Linked DNA regions of Homo sapiens: region 1 is linked to region 2. Evidence: chromatin contacts called from ENCODE Hi-C or POLR2A ChIA-PET data. All regions are on one chromosome and are shown on one strand. The core of a region is the stretch at or near the end of the contact, and the rest is flanking DNA. Distances in the headings are between cores, read along the strand shown. Region 1 holds the start of ZC3H18 (zinc finger CCCH-type containing 18). Region 2 holds the start of SLC22A31 (solute carrier family 22 member 31).

Region 1 (6,054 bases), core at 2,584-5,083, 630 kb before region 2:
CCTCTTCAATCAAGTTGTTCTCTTCTACCTCCGGCTTGTCCTTGAATTCTTTCTTGGGCAAAGCCAAGAACGCTGGCAGGCTAAGCTCCACTTTGGGCCTCACCTGCCCTGCATCACAACCAACCAGCCCGTATCGGGACACGATCATTGACTTAAGTCCACAGTTTACATTACAGTTCACTCTTGGCGTTGTGCGTTATGTGGGTTTTGGCAAATACGTAACGTCCCATAGCTGCCATTATGGGACATTACATATTTGTACTTCTTCATACAGAAGAGTTTTGCCACCCCAGAAATGAGGCTTAAAAGTCATTTACCCACTTCCTGCTCTGGAAGAGGAGGGTCTGTGCTCTCACCGCCTGGCACGCCGTGTTCCATCCAGCCTCTGCTCTCTGAATGGTTTTTAGGCTAAATAAAATGTTTACTAAATATTTTTAAGCACTAATAACAATAACGGCCTTATGCAGTGGCTCACACCTGTAATCCCAGCACTTTGGAAGGCCAAGGTGGGAGGATCGCTTGAGGCCCAGAGTTTGAGACCAGCCTGGGCAACAGAGTGAGACCCCCACCTCTACAAGACCCCCACCTCTACGAAATGAACAAATAAACAAACATGATGGACTCCAGCTTAAAAACAGAACATCCCAACCAGGTCACGCTACTGACTATCAGCCCCCACCGCAGGCTCCGTGGCACTGCCTCCTGGTCACTGCTCCTGGGGCCCCCATCACCGCAGATTCGGCTGCCTGTAATGAGTCGCAGCAACACGAGCCGAAGCATTTGTGTCTGGTTTCTTCTGCGCAACATCCTGCCTCTGAGATCCATGTTGCTTGTAGGGGTAGCGTGTCCTTTTCGTTCCTGTACGATATTCCATTGCATGGGGGTTACACCCCAGCTGGTTCATCGTTCTGTCACTGAAGCACCTTGGGGTTCCTTCTAGTCCGGAGTGTAACGAGTCATGCTGGGGTGAACGATCTTGGATGTGCCTTTTGCTGGACGTAGCAGCTCATCTCTTCCGGGAAGTCACAGAGGAGTAGCACGGCCCAGGTGCCGCCGCACGAAGGCTGCGGTTCCGTGAGCGCCGTCGCAGGCTTCTGGAGCGGGGCCACCATTTTCACTCGAGCACAGGCCGCAGGCTCTGGGTGCCCCACACCCTCAGCAAAACCGCTCATGATTTCAATTTGATAGAAACGTGGACCGGGCGCAGTGGCTCACGCCTGTAATCCCAACACTTTGGGAGGCCGAGGCGGGAGGATCACGAGGTCAGAAGATCGAGACCGTCCTGGCTAACACGGTGAAACCCCGTCTCCACTAAAAATACAAAAAAATTAGCCGGGCGTGGTGGCGGGCGCCTGTAGTCCCAGCTACTCGGGAGGCTGAGGCAGGAGAATCGCTTGAACCCAGGGGGCGGAGGTGGCAGGGAGCCGAGATGGCGCTACTGCACTCCAGCCTGGGCGACAGAGTGAGACTCTGTCTCAAAAAAAAAAAAAAAGAAAGAAAGAAAGAAAAGAAATGTGCCCACCCTGTCTGCTTCTGCACTTGCCTTTGTCATGCAACCTCACAGATGGTCTTCACCCGTTTATTTATATCTGTGTATACACACTGGAGGTTCATGCGTTAGCATTTTTAACAACCGCGATGTTGCAAATGTTGTACCAGATTACTATTACAACAGTACAATCATCTGCTCATCAACATCTGGGTGGTTTTCTGGTTTTTTCCTTTGTTCTTTTTTTTTCTTGAGACGGAGTCTCGCTCTGTTGCCCAGGCTGGAGTGCAGTGGCATGATCTGGGCTCACTGCAAACTCCGCCTCCCGGGTTCATGCCATTCTCCTGCCTCAGCCTCCCGAGTAGCTGGGACTACAGGCGCCCGCCACCACGCCCGGCTAATTTTTTGTATTTTTAGTAGAGACGGGGTTTCACTGTGTTAGCCAGCATGGTCTCGATCTCCTGACCTCGCGATCTGCCCGCCTCGACCTCCCAAAGTGCTGGGATTACAGGCATGAGCCACCGTGCCCGGCTCCTTTGTTCTTTTAGTTATGACTACTAACAGACCTGCTATGTCCTTGTTCATGTCTCATGCCCACGGGCAGATGACACCCCAGTCCGGTGGCCCACCTGTACCACTGGGCATCAGAATCCCCTGAGAGCTCTTCATGGACCACAGGGCCCTGGGACCTCACTCCCAGTCACTGGTGCGGCCACTCTGGGGCAGAGCCCAGGAAGGCACATTGCTAACAACCCCTAGTGATACTGAGGCTGCTTGCCCGGGTCCCACTTGGAGAACCCTGTCGAGGGTGGCACTGCTGGTCACAGGGCACTTCTTTTAACTAACATTGTTTTCCAAAGAGGCTGTGACCAACAGAGTTTACTGTTCATGAAACTCAGATCGCAGACAGGCACGTGTCTGTCACAGCCGGTGCCGGCCGCTCCTTTCCATGGACAGTAACGTCCATGCAGGCTTATGTTCATCAGCTGAGAAAAGGGCACTTGCTGGGTGGGACCTTGTCTTATCGACACATAGAGTCTGCAGAAGGTGCCAACTGGTGTCGCAGGGCTGCTCCTGACACGACCCAAAATCACCAGGGTTGAATTCACATTCCTCTTACGTAACCATAACAAGTTGCTGGGACTACAGGCACGCACCACGGTGCCCTGTTAATTTTTTTGTAGAGACAGGGGTCTTGCTTTGTTGCCCAGGCTGGTCTCAAACTCCTGGAGGAGGTGGTCCTCCCACCTTGGACTCCCAAAGTGCTAGGATTACAGGTGTGAGCCACAGTGCCAGGCCTGTGGTACCTCTTCCAAGGACACTAATCCTATCAGATCAGGACCCCACCCTTATAATCTCATTTAACCTTAATTACTTCTCTAAAGGCCCTTTCTGCAAACACAGTCACATTGGGGATTAAGGCTTCACATACAAATGTTAGGGGGACAGAACTCGGTCCATAGCATGGAGTCGCACAGGTTTTGTCCTTTTGCGATTGGCTTGCTTTACTTAGTATGTTTCCAAGGTTCACCCATGTTGTGGCATGGGTCTGAACTTCACTCTTCTTGATGACTGACTCACACTCCACTGCATGGACAGCCAGCATTTTGTCTGTTCCTCAGTTTGTGGACATCTCGCCCCCTTGTTTCCACCTTGGGGATATGGAGGAAGATGGGATGAGCGAAGCCCTGTGATCCCCAGGACCAGCCACGTCGTTGGCAAGGGTCAGCGCAGGATGAAACCGCCGGCCCCTGGTCTCCGGCCGGGCCCTCCGTCTCTAGAGCAGCTCGCACCGCTGCAGCCCCTGGACGCCCCGGGCTGTGGACGCGCCCGTGGGACACCGCGCTGAGCAGGACACGCGACAGGTCCCCTCACTGGCGCTGCTCGCGTTGAACCGCGCGGGGAGCCAGGCAGCCCACGGGAAAGGTAAGAATTGTTAGGCTTTTAATCTAAAGTCGATACCTCAAAAAATAATTCCGGAGGTAAGCATTTAATATCAACATTCAATAAAGCAGGAAGTATCAGCCCGACGAAGACCGCCTTAAGTTTTCCACTTTGATGAACTCGATCATCCCCGGGGATGAAGAACCCGCCGGCCCAGCCGGAGCCCCGTCACGTGACCCGGCGGCCGCGGGGAGCTCTGTGCGCAGGCGCGGATCCGCACGCCCGCCGCCTGAGAAGCGAACTCCCCGTGGCGCCTGCGCTGTAGCGGGGGTTCGGCTGGCTCGCGCGGGTCCGGGCGCGCGCTGCGGGGGCGGAACCGCGCGGAGGCCGGAAGGAAGCTGGAGGGGGCGGGGCGAGGGAGGGAAGCCCGCCGGCCGTAGGACTACCGTCGCGGCCTGATGACGTCGCACAATGGCCGGCCCCCGCGGGTAGTGGAGCCCGTTTGTTCCGCCCGTGTCGAGCCTGGAGCCAGAACCTGTGAAGAGCGGAAGGGCCAAGGGACGTCTTCTCCACGCCGCTCCGACTCCAGGGGAGCCGTGGCCTCCTCTCCGCCCTAGCGCTGAGGTTAGCTGGGGCCGGGAGGGCGGCGGGAGGCCGGGCCGGCGGCGGCGGGAGGAGGAGGCCGCCGAGGCGGCGGCGGCGGCCGCGGGAGGGAGGCCCGGGAGCCCGGCGCGCCTCCGGCCGTGCGGACCCACCGGCCGAAGCGTGGCCCTCGGGCCCAGGGAAGGGGACCTTGAGACAGGCACCACCCCGAGTTCCGTCCGTAAGCCGGCCCCGCGGTCCTGGGGCGCCCTGGGCGCCCGAGCTCCTCGCGCGCTGCCTCCGCGCCCCGCGGCAGAGTTTATTTTCCTGAAGCTGTCATTTCTCTTCCGGGCCACTCGCGTGGCACATGTGTGCCGCCGGCTAAGGGGCGGTGAGAGGCGCCCAGATTCACCTCCAGAGTAGGTCATCCCGGGCTGCTGCTGGGCTCTTCGGAGAACTTTGAGCTCTTTATGAACCTCCTGGAACTTGCTCCGCAGCTTCAAAGTGTGCACAGGTTGGGCGCAGTGATTGCCCCAAGACGCGCGCCGGTCTCTTAGGAGTATGTAACTTCCTTGCCCCTTGGATTAGGAGATCAGAGGTGCTGGGTCCTTTATATAGACCAACTGCAGCTATAATGCTGGAAGAACTGAAACTTAACAGCCTTACTCCTGCCAAACATTTTTCCTGAATACTTTATGACAACTGAGTTTGCCGGGTAGAGTGGCCGTTTTAAATGAGCTTTGTTCGAACAACGCTAACTCATTTGCAAGAGTAGGTCATTCTTCAGACCCATTTGGGAAAATGGAAGAAGAGAGTGTTTGGCATCTGAAGTACCGTTTGGGGTGTAGCAAGGTGCTCATCATGTCTCCTGTTAGACTCACCTCCAGCCTGTTGTCTGTAGAGTAGTCCTTTCCCGTTCAGTAGTTGGGATTATCCGGGTGAGGTTTGACCTCGGCTGAATCCCGCTTCCCAGCTTTGGGAGGAGAGTCTTTTCCTGATAATTTTACTATCTAAGGGCAGTATGGAGCCCAGCCAGCCCTGGAACCAGTCAAATGTGTCCCAAAGCCGGAAACTCCTCTCCCGTTGTAGGTGGGACATGCTGAAATATTGTAAGAAAGCTTTGTGGAGTCACTCCAGAAAGCAAACAGGTAAGTTAACCTATGGCCTACATCGTGTTTACAGAGATTTGTATTTTGTCACAGCTACAGAGCATCTCAAGGTGAGTACCTCTTTATCAAGGAGTTTAGTGGTCACGCTTGGTCACTTTGCACGTGGGGTCTGTCACCAACCTTGATAACGTTCATTTAGATATTTTAAGTCCATGAGGTTATGAGTCAGAATTTTAACCAGATGTACCAGAACTTAGGCATTCAAATAGGTACTGCTCTGTTGAAAGTAATTGTCCCAAAATGTGCTTGTATTTCATCGGTGCTTCTTTGCCAGAATCTCTTTAGAACTCCTGTTGTGGTAGTAAAAATGTAGTCATATGGGAAAATCAGTCTTATTCAATAGTCACCCTCCAGGTTTGACCAAAAGTTTACTTACGTGGTTGGTAGCTCACCTTATCAGGTGAGACTCTGACTTGCAGCACTTTATCAAAGTGACTAGCTTGAGAGGAGGAAGATTTGCCACCACTAAGAATACCAGAAGACTTCTTTAGGCTTGGAAGGTCATTCGCAATGAGAAGGTCCCCAAACGCTCTGCATTTCAGCAGTGCCGTTGGAGTCTGTGCATCCTCCCAGAGGGGCTGCTCGGAAGGGAGGTAGCACCTGCTCTTTATTATTACTATTATTTTTTGAGACGGAGTCTCACTCTGTTGCCCAGGCTGGAGTGCAGTGGCAGGATCTCGGCTCACCGCAACCTCCTCCTCCTGGGCACTTATTTTAAATTCCTTTCTGGTAGGCAACAGGTAGTTCCTCAATTAACGAGTTTTTTGTCATGTATTCAACAAATATCTATCAAGTATCATCTGCCAAATGCAGAAAGCAACGGAGACGGGACGATGGGCACTTGTTATTTCATTCCTTAGGCAAGTTCACCCATCTGGTGGATCAGAGGACTAAGGATTTAGTTCTAAATTGTGCTGAAAATCTTCAGTT
Region 2 (5,420 bases), core at 35-2,534:
GAACTGCGGGGACCTATTGGTGACCTGCCCAGGAGCGGGATGCCCAAGGGACTCACTGCTCACTGTCCCTGCAGCTCGGGGCCCTCGGCAAGGGAGCCTCAGAGGCCTGCGGGCCACCCACTGCCCCTCCCCCAGTGACAGCAGCCCCCAGGGTACTCACGAGCCAGATACAGGGCGAGGAGGGCCCCTGCCAATGTGCCCCCGTGGAGTAGGCGCAGGACCAGCAGGGTAGGGAAGCTGGCAGCCAGGGCCTCACTGGCCCCCAGGCCTGTGGTCAGCACCAGGGAGGCCACAAAAACTGCCCGGCGTCCAAACCTGGTGGGCAGCGGGGGACATGCTTGGACAGGGTCAGGATAACCCAGGGTCCAACCTTCATCCTGGCAGCACCAGGTCTAGCTGAACCCTGAGAGTGGGCGGAGGGGAGGGCTGCTGGGCAGCAGGAAAAGGGAAGGGGCCTCACCGGTCACAGCCTGCTCCCAGGATGACACAGCCCAGCAGCCAGCCCAGGAGGTGGCTCACCTGCTCCAGCGGGACCTTCCAGCCGTCTCCACACACAAGGTTCCACTATGGGGAACAGCAGCCACGTGGAGGCCAGCTCAGGACCCTCCCCTGGGGACAGGTGCAGGGAGTCCCAGAATGGCTACTGGAAGGGGCCCTCCATGTCCTGCTCAATCCCTCCGTGGAGAGAAGGGGAAACTGAGGCATGAGAGGGCAAGGGGCTTGGTCCAGGTCACACAGCAGCCTCTCTGGTCTCCGGCAGCCCCTGCACAGGGGTCGGGGGGATCTGCCCACCCTAAGTTTTCTGCTTGTCCCTAGATAGGGCCTCCCCCACCTCCGCACACCATTGCTCTTCCCCCACGGCCAGCTCTTGTCCGACCCGTTTCCACCTCCTATTCCGAGGGACCCCGGGGACACCCAGGGCCTTGGTGGCGTCATAGACACAGCCCCCACCCCAGCCGGCCAAGGGTCATAGCCATGACACAGGCCTAAGAAATGAACCCCAGCACCTGCGCTGGTACCCACGCCCTCCCTGCCCTGCCCATTTCAAGAGGGACTCGGGCAGCGGCTGGAGAGCTGTGCTCAGCGGCATTTCCCGGTGAGGCCCTTGACCCTTGACCTCAGCTCTGCGCCTCCCCCCACCCCTTCCGGTTCCTGGGTCTTCTTGGCAAGCTTAATCTACTGCTGGGGGCCGTGCTATGCCCGAGATTTTACTTTCAAACCTGACGTTTTGGGAAAGCTGATGGGGCATTCCTGGATCCAGGCACCAAACAGGAGGAGGGCAGGTGGGAGGTGGGAGGGAGCAGGGTGGAGAGAGAAGCCCGGCGGGTTCCAGGGCCCCAGGCAGCCCTTGTGAAGATGTGGCAACCCCGTTCCAGTTTCCACACTGGGGCCAGTCCTCCCAGGATGGGGGATGGGGGCCTCGGGGTAAAGGCTGCCTCAGGGGTGTGCAGGTCTCAGCCCCAGCGCGGAAAGGCATGAAAGGGGCCTGGAGGTCCCTGCCGCCCGCCTCCCCATCTCTTCTCACGCAGATCGTCAAGGTTTCCCTTCAGGCAATGCAGTCTCTAGCCCAGCCTCTGCGCACCTCACTGATGGGAAGCCCACCTTCCCCAGTCTGTGCTGACCACGTCAGTCCCTCCAAGCAGAGACTCTGCCTTGGAAAGCCAGCCCAAAGCCACGGTCTGCTGAAGACGCTGGTGGTCCTGAAGCAAATTCCAGGCCCTGCTCCCCCACCGGCGCCTTCGGCTCCAATCCTCCAGCGCCCCAGGCCGCCCCGCGCCTGGCAGCTCCCAGGCCCAGATTCAGCCCCCGCCCGGCCCCTCTCCGCGGGTCCGGCCCGTGCGCGCCCGTCTGCGGCACCGTCGGGCCGGCGGCCGCCCCGGAGCAGGAAGCCCAGGAGGACGGCCGGGGGGCCCGGGTCAGAGGCGCCAGGTAGGATGGAGAAAGGACACCCAGGGCCTCGGCGGGCTGGGGGCGGGGAGGGCTGCGGGGCAGCAGGGACGGGGGCGCACCTGGGTGACCGGGCTTTGCAGGAGGCCGGCGCCGGGCAGCGCGTAGAGCCAGCCGCGTGTGCAGGGCCGGGTGCCGTTGCGTGCGGGCGCGGGGCGCGGGCCCGGGGCGGGTGCAGGGCGCGGGATCGGGGTAGCGCAGGAGCAGGCAGGGGCTCGCGGCTCGCGTGGGCCCCAGGCGCGGGATGGCGGCGTCCAGCAGCGCGGGTCCGCGCAGGGCGCGCAGCGCTGGGGGCAACAGCGTGGGGTCCGGTCGGCAGTGGGGCGCGGGCTGCGCGGTAAGCAGCTCCTCGGAGCTCAGCACCAGCCCCAGCACTATGCAGGGTACCCACGAGGCGGAGGCCAGCAGGCGCCGGGCCCGGCCAAAGCCGCCCGCAGCTCTCAGCACCCGCGCCTCCTGCTCCATCGGTCGCAGGCTGCGCTCGGGACGGGGCGGGGCCTGGACCAGGGCGGGCTCCTGGGGCGGGGCTTTGGGGCGAGGCATTAAGGGGCGGAGCCTGAGTCCAGTGGAGGCGGGGTGTGGGGGCGGGCGGTGTGAGGGCGGGGCCTAAGGCGTAAAGGGGCGGGGCCCGATCTGGGGCATAGGGCGGGGAGGTTGAGGGGCGGGAAGGTTGAGAGGCGGGGCTTGCGGCCGAACCGCGAGGGGGCGGGGCCCCGTGAGGGCGGCACGTGGGGGCCGGGGGCGTGGCAGGGGCGTGGCCGGGAGCGCTCAGGTGCCCTCGCGGCGCAGGTGCACTCAGGTTGCCCGGGGGCGCGCGGGCTCCGGCCGGCGTCCCGGGGTGGTCCCCGCGTGGGGCCGGGGGCGTCCGCGCGGGCGGGGCGAGGTCGGGGAGGGCAGCCGCCCGCCCTCCTCGGCGCTGGGAGCTTTCGGCTGGTACTGCGGGAGGAGCTCCCGGGTGACCCGCGGGTTCTGAAACCGCCGCTCGGGAGCTCGGGGCCTGCGCTGCGTCTACGGGGCGAGCGAGGGAGAACTGACGCCTTTCGCCCGGATCCTTCTCCCCTTCCGAGAACCAGGTAGGTCGCGTTTATTTTCAAGTCCGACTGTTTTCGCGGTAACATTTGTGGGAAACATCACGGTGGATCCTGTGGGTCGCTGAGTTTTCTGACTCCCGGTTTGTCTTATTTTGCTTTGTCAGTGGGCTCTGCGCTCGCGTTAACAATTCGAATGGGCACGTTTCTGCGTTTCAGAACGCTGTTCGCTTCCTCACACTTAGATTGAGGTGGAACTCACGTCACATAAACCGGGTCGCAAGGCTCAGCTCAGCGGGGCCCCCCCAACAGTGTTGCGGGACCAGCACCTTCTCGGGCTCCGGAACAGCTTCTACCCGAGCAGAGCCCGCCCGTCGGCGGCCGCTCTCCGCGCCCCTCCAGGGCCCTGCAGCCCCCGCCCTGCTCCGCGGACCAGCCTGTTCTGACCTCCGTTCAATGGAGCCCTACGTGCTGTGGCCTTTTGTGTTCCGGCGTCTTTCGCTTAGAATCGCGTCTTCAAGGTTCGTCCCCGGTGGAGCGGGGATCAGACCCGCGTTCCTTTTCAGGAGTGAATAATATTCCGTGGATGGAGCCCACACGTTTCTCTCTTCCTCTGTTGATGGACAGTGGGTTGTTTCCACTTTTTGCCTTTTGCGTCCAGTGACACGATGAACATTTTCGTACAAGTATTTGGGTGCCTGTTTCCATTTATCTTTGGTGTATACCTAGGCATGAATAGCTGGGCCTTAGGGTGTGAACTGTTTGTGAAACCGCAGAACGGTTTTCCGCAGCGGCGGTTCGATTTCACCACCAGCAATACAGAAGGGTGCTCGTTCCCCGACATCCTTGCCAACACCCATGTTCCGGTTTGTTTCAGTTATTTTATTGTGATAAAGCACAACAAAATGTATCATCTTAACCATTTTAAGTGTGCAGTTCAGTGGTATCAAATACATTCACACTATGGTGCAGCCGTCACCCCCATCCAGCTCCTTAACTCTGTTCACCTTGTAAAACAGAAACTCGATGCCCGTTACATAGTAACTCCCCATAGCCCCTCCTCCTCGCCCCAGGGAACTAGCATTCTGTATTCTGTGTGTGATTTTGACTAAGCTAAGTATCTCTTAGAAGTGGAATCACACGGCATTTTTCTTTTTGTGAACGGTTTATTTCATTTGGCATAATGTCCTCAAGATTCATTCATATCTTTCCATATGTTAGAATTTCCTTCTTTTTAAAGGCAGAATAATACTCCATTGTATGGATATGTCACATTTGGTTTACCCATTCATCTGTTTCTGTAAACTAGGTTGCTTCCACCTTTTGGCAATTGTGAATAATGCTGTTATGAACATGAAATATAAATATCTCCTTGACACCCTGCTTTGAATTATTTTCAATGTATATACCTAGAAATGGAATTGCTGAATCAGAGGGTAGTTCTATTTTTAACTTTTTCAGGAATCACCATACTGTTTCTACAGTGACTGCACCATTGTACATTTCCAGCAGCAAGGTACCGATTTCTCCCATCCTCACCTACATTGTTATTTTCTGGGTTTTTTTGATGGTAGTCATCCTAATAATGGGTATGGGATGGTATTTCATTGTAGTTTTCATTTGCTTTTTCCTAATGATTAGTGATATTGAACATGTTTTCATGTGCTTATTGGTCATTTGTATATCTTCTTTGGAGAAATATCTGTCCAAGTCCTTTGCCCATTTTTGAATTGGGCTGTTCCTTTTTGTTGTTGTTGTTATTGAGCATTAGCAGTTCTCTCTTTGTTCTAGATATTAATCCATTATTATATATATGATTTCCAAATATTTTCTCCCATTCTGCGAGTAGCTCTTTTACTGTGTTGATATTGTCTTTTGATGCACAAAATTTTTTCATTTTCATGAAGGTCAGTCTGTTTTTCCTTTTCTGGCATGTGCCTTGGGTGTCATATCTGGGAAATCATTGCCAGGTCTCGTGTCATGAAGCTTTTGCCCTATGTTTGCTTCTAAGAGTGTTATAAGTTAAGGTCTTACATTAAGGTATTTGATCCGTTTTTAGGTAATTTTTGTATCTGGTGTTACGTAAGAGTACACCTGCATTCTTTTGCATGAAGATATTTCGTTTCCCCAGCACCATTTGTTGAAAAACCACTGTCCTTTCTTCATCGACTGGTCTCGGCACCCTTGTCAAAAATCGTTCGACCATATTGAGGAGTGTTCATTGCTGGGCTCTCTATTCTATTCCATTGGTCTAGATGGCTGTCTTCATGCCAGTACTACACTGTTTTGATTACTGAAGATTTTTTTTTTTTTTTTTTTAGAAAGAGTTTCACTCTTGTTGCCCAGGCTGGAGTGCAATGGCGTGATCTTGGCTCACCGCAACCTCTGCCTCCCAGGCTCAACCAATTCTCCTGCCTCAGCCTCCCAAGTAGCTAGGATTACAGG

What was found. A loop is a pair of places that touch in the nucleus more often than their neighbours do. ChIA-PET counts read pairs that join two places held with the same protein, here RNA polymerase II (POLR2A). Pooled maps may share reads with other maps.
Region 1: a pooled map shows a loop between it and region 2 (4-fold over the local background). The contact joins the promoter of ZC3H18 here to the promoter of SLC22A31 in region 2. A Hi-C loop is called at or near these places in 11 of 168 maps with a recorded cell type or tissue (CD4-positive, alpha-beta T cell, CD4-positive, alpha-beta memory T cell, CD8-positive, alpha-beta T cell and 6 more), 12 of 37 single-sample maps with no recorded cell type and 31 of 50 pooled maps. POLR2A ChIA-PET finds 5 or more read pairs at or near these places in 8 of 52 experiments (CD4-positive, alpha-beta T cell, CD4-positive, alpha-beta memory T cell, GM10248 and 5 more).

The regions. Positions count from the first base shown.
Region 1 is chr16:88,566,570-88,572,623 of GRCh38, forward strand. ZC3H18 (zinc finger CCCH-type containing 18) reads left to right here and starts at 3,834. Exons shown (of 18, transcript NM_144604.4): 1 at 3,834-3,997. RefSeq lists enhancers at 3,015-3,124, 3,235-3,284, 4,375-4,424 and silencers at 3,525-3,854, 4,035-4,104.
Region 2 is chr16:89,199,253-89,204,672 of GRCh38, forward strand. It overlaps SLC22A31 (solute carrier family 22 member 31), which reads right to left and starts at 1,285. Exons shown (of 9, transcript NM_001384763.1): 1 at 1,226-1,285; 2 at 461-564; 3 at 161-315. The coding sequence starts at 1,249. RefSeq lists enhancers at 1-188, 1,437-2,059 and a silencer at 2,352-2,441.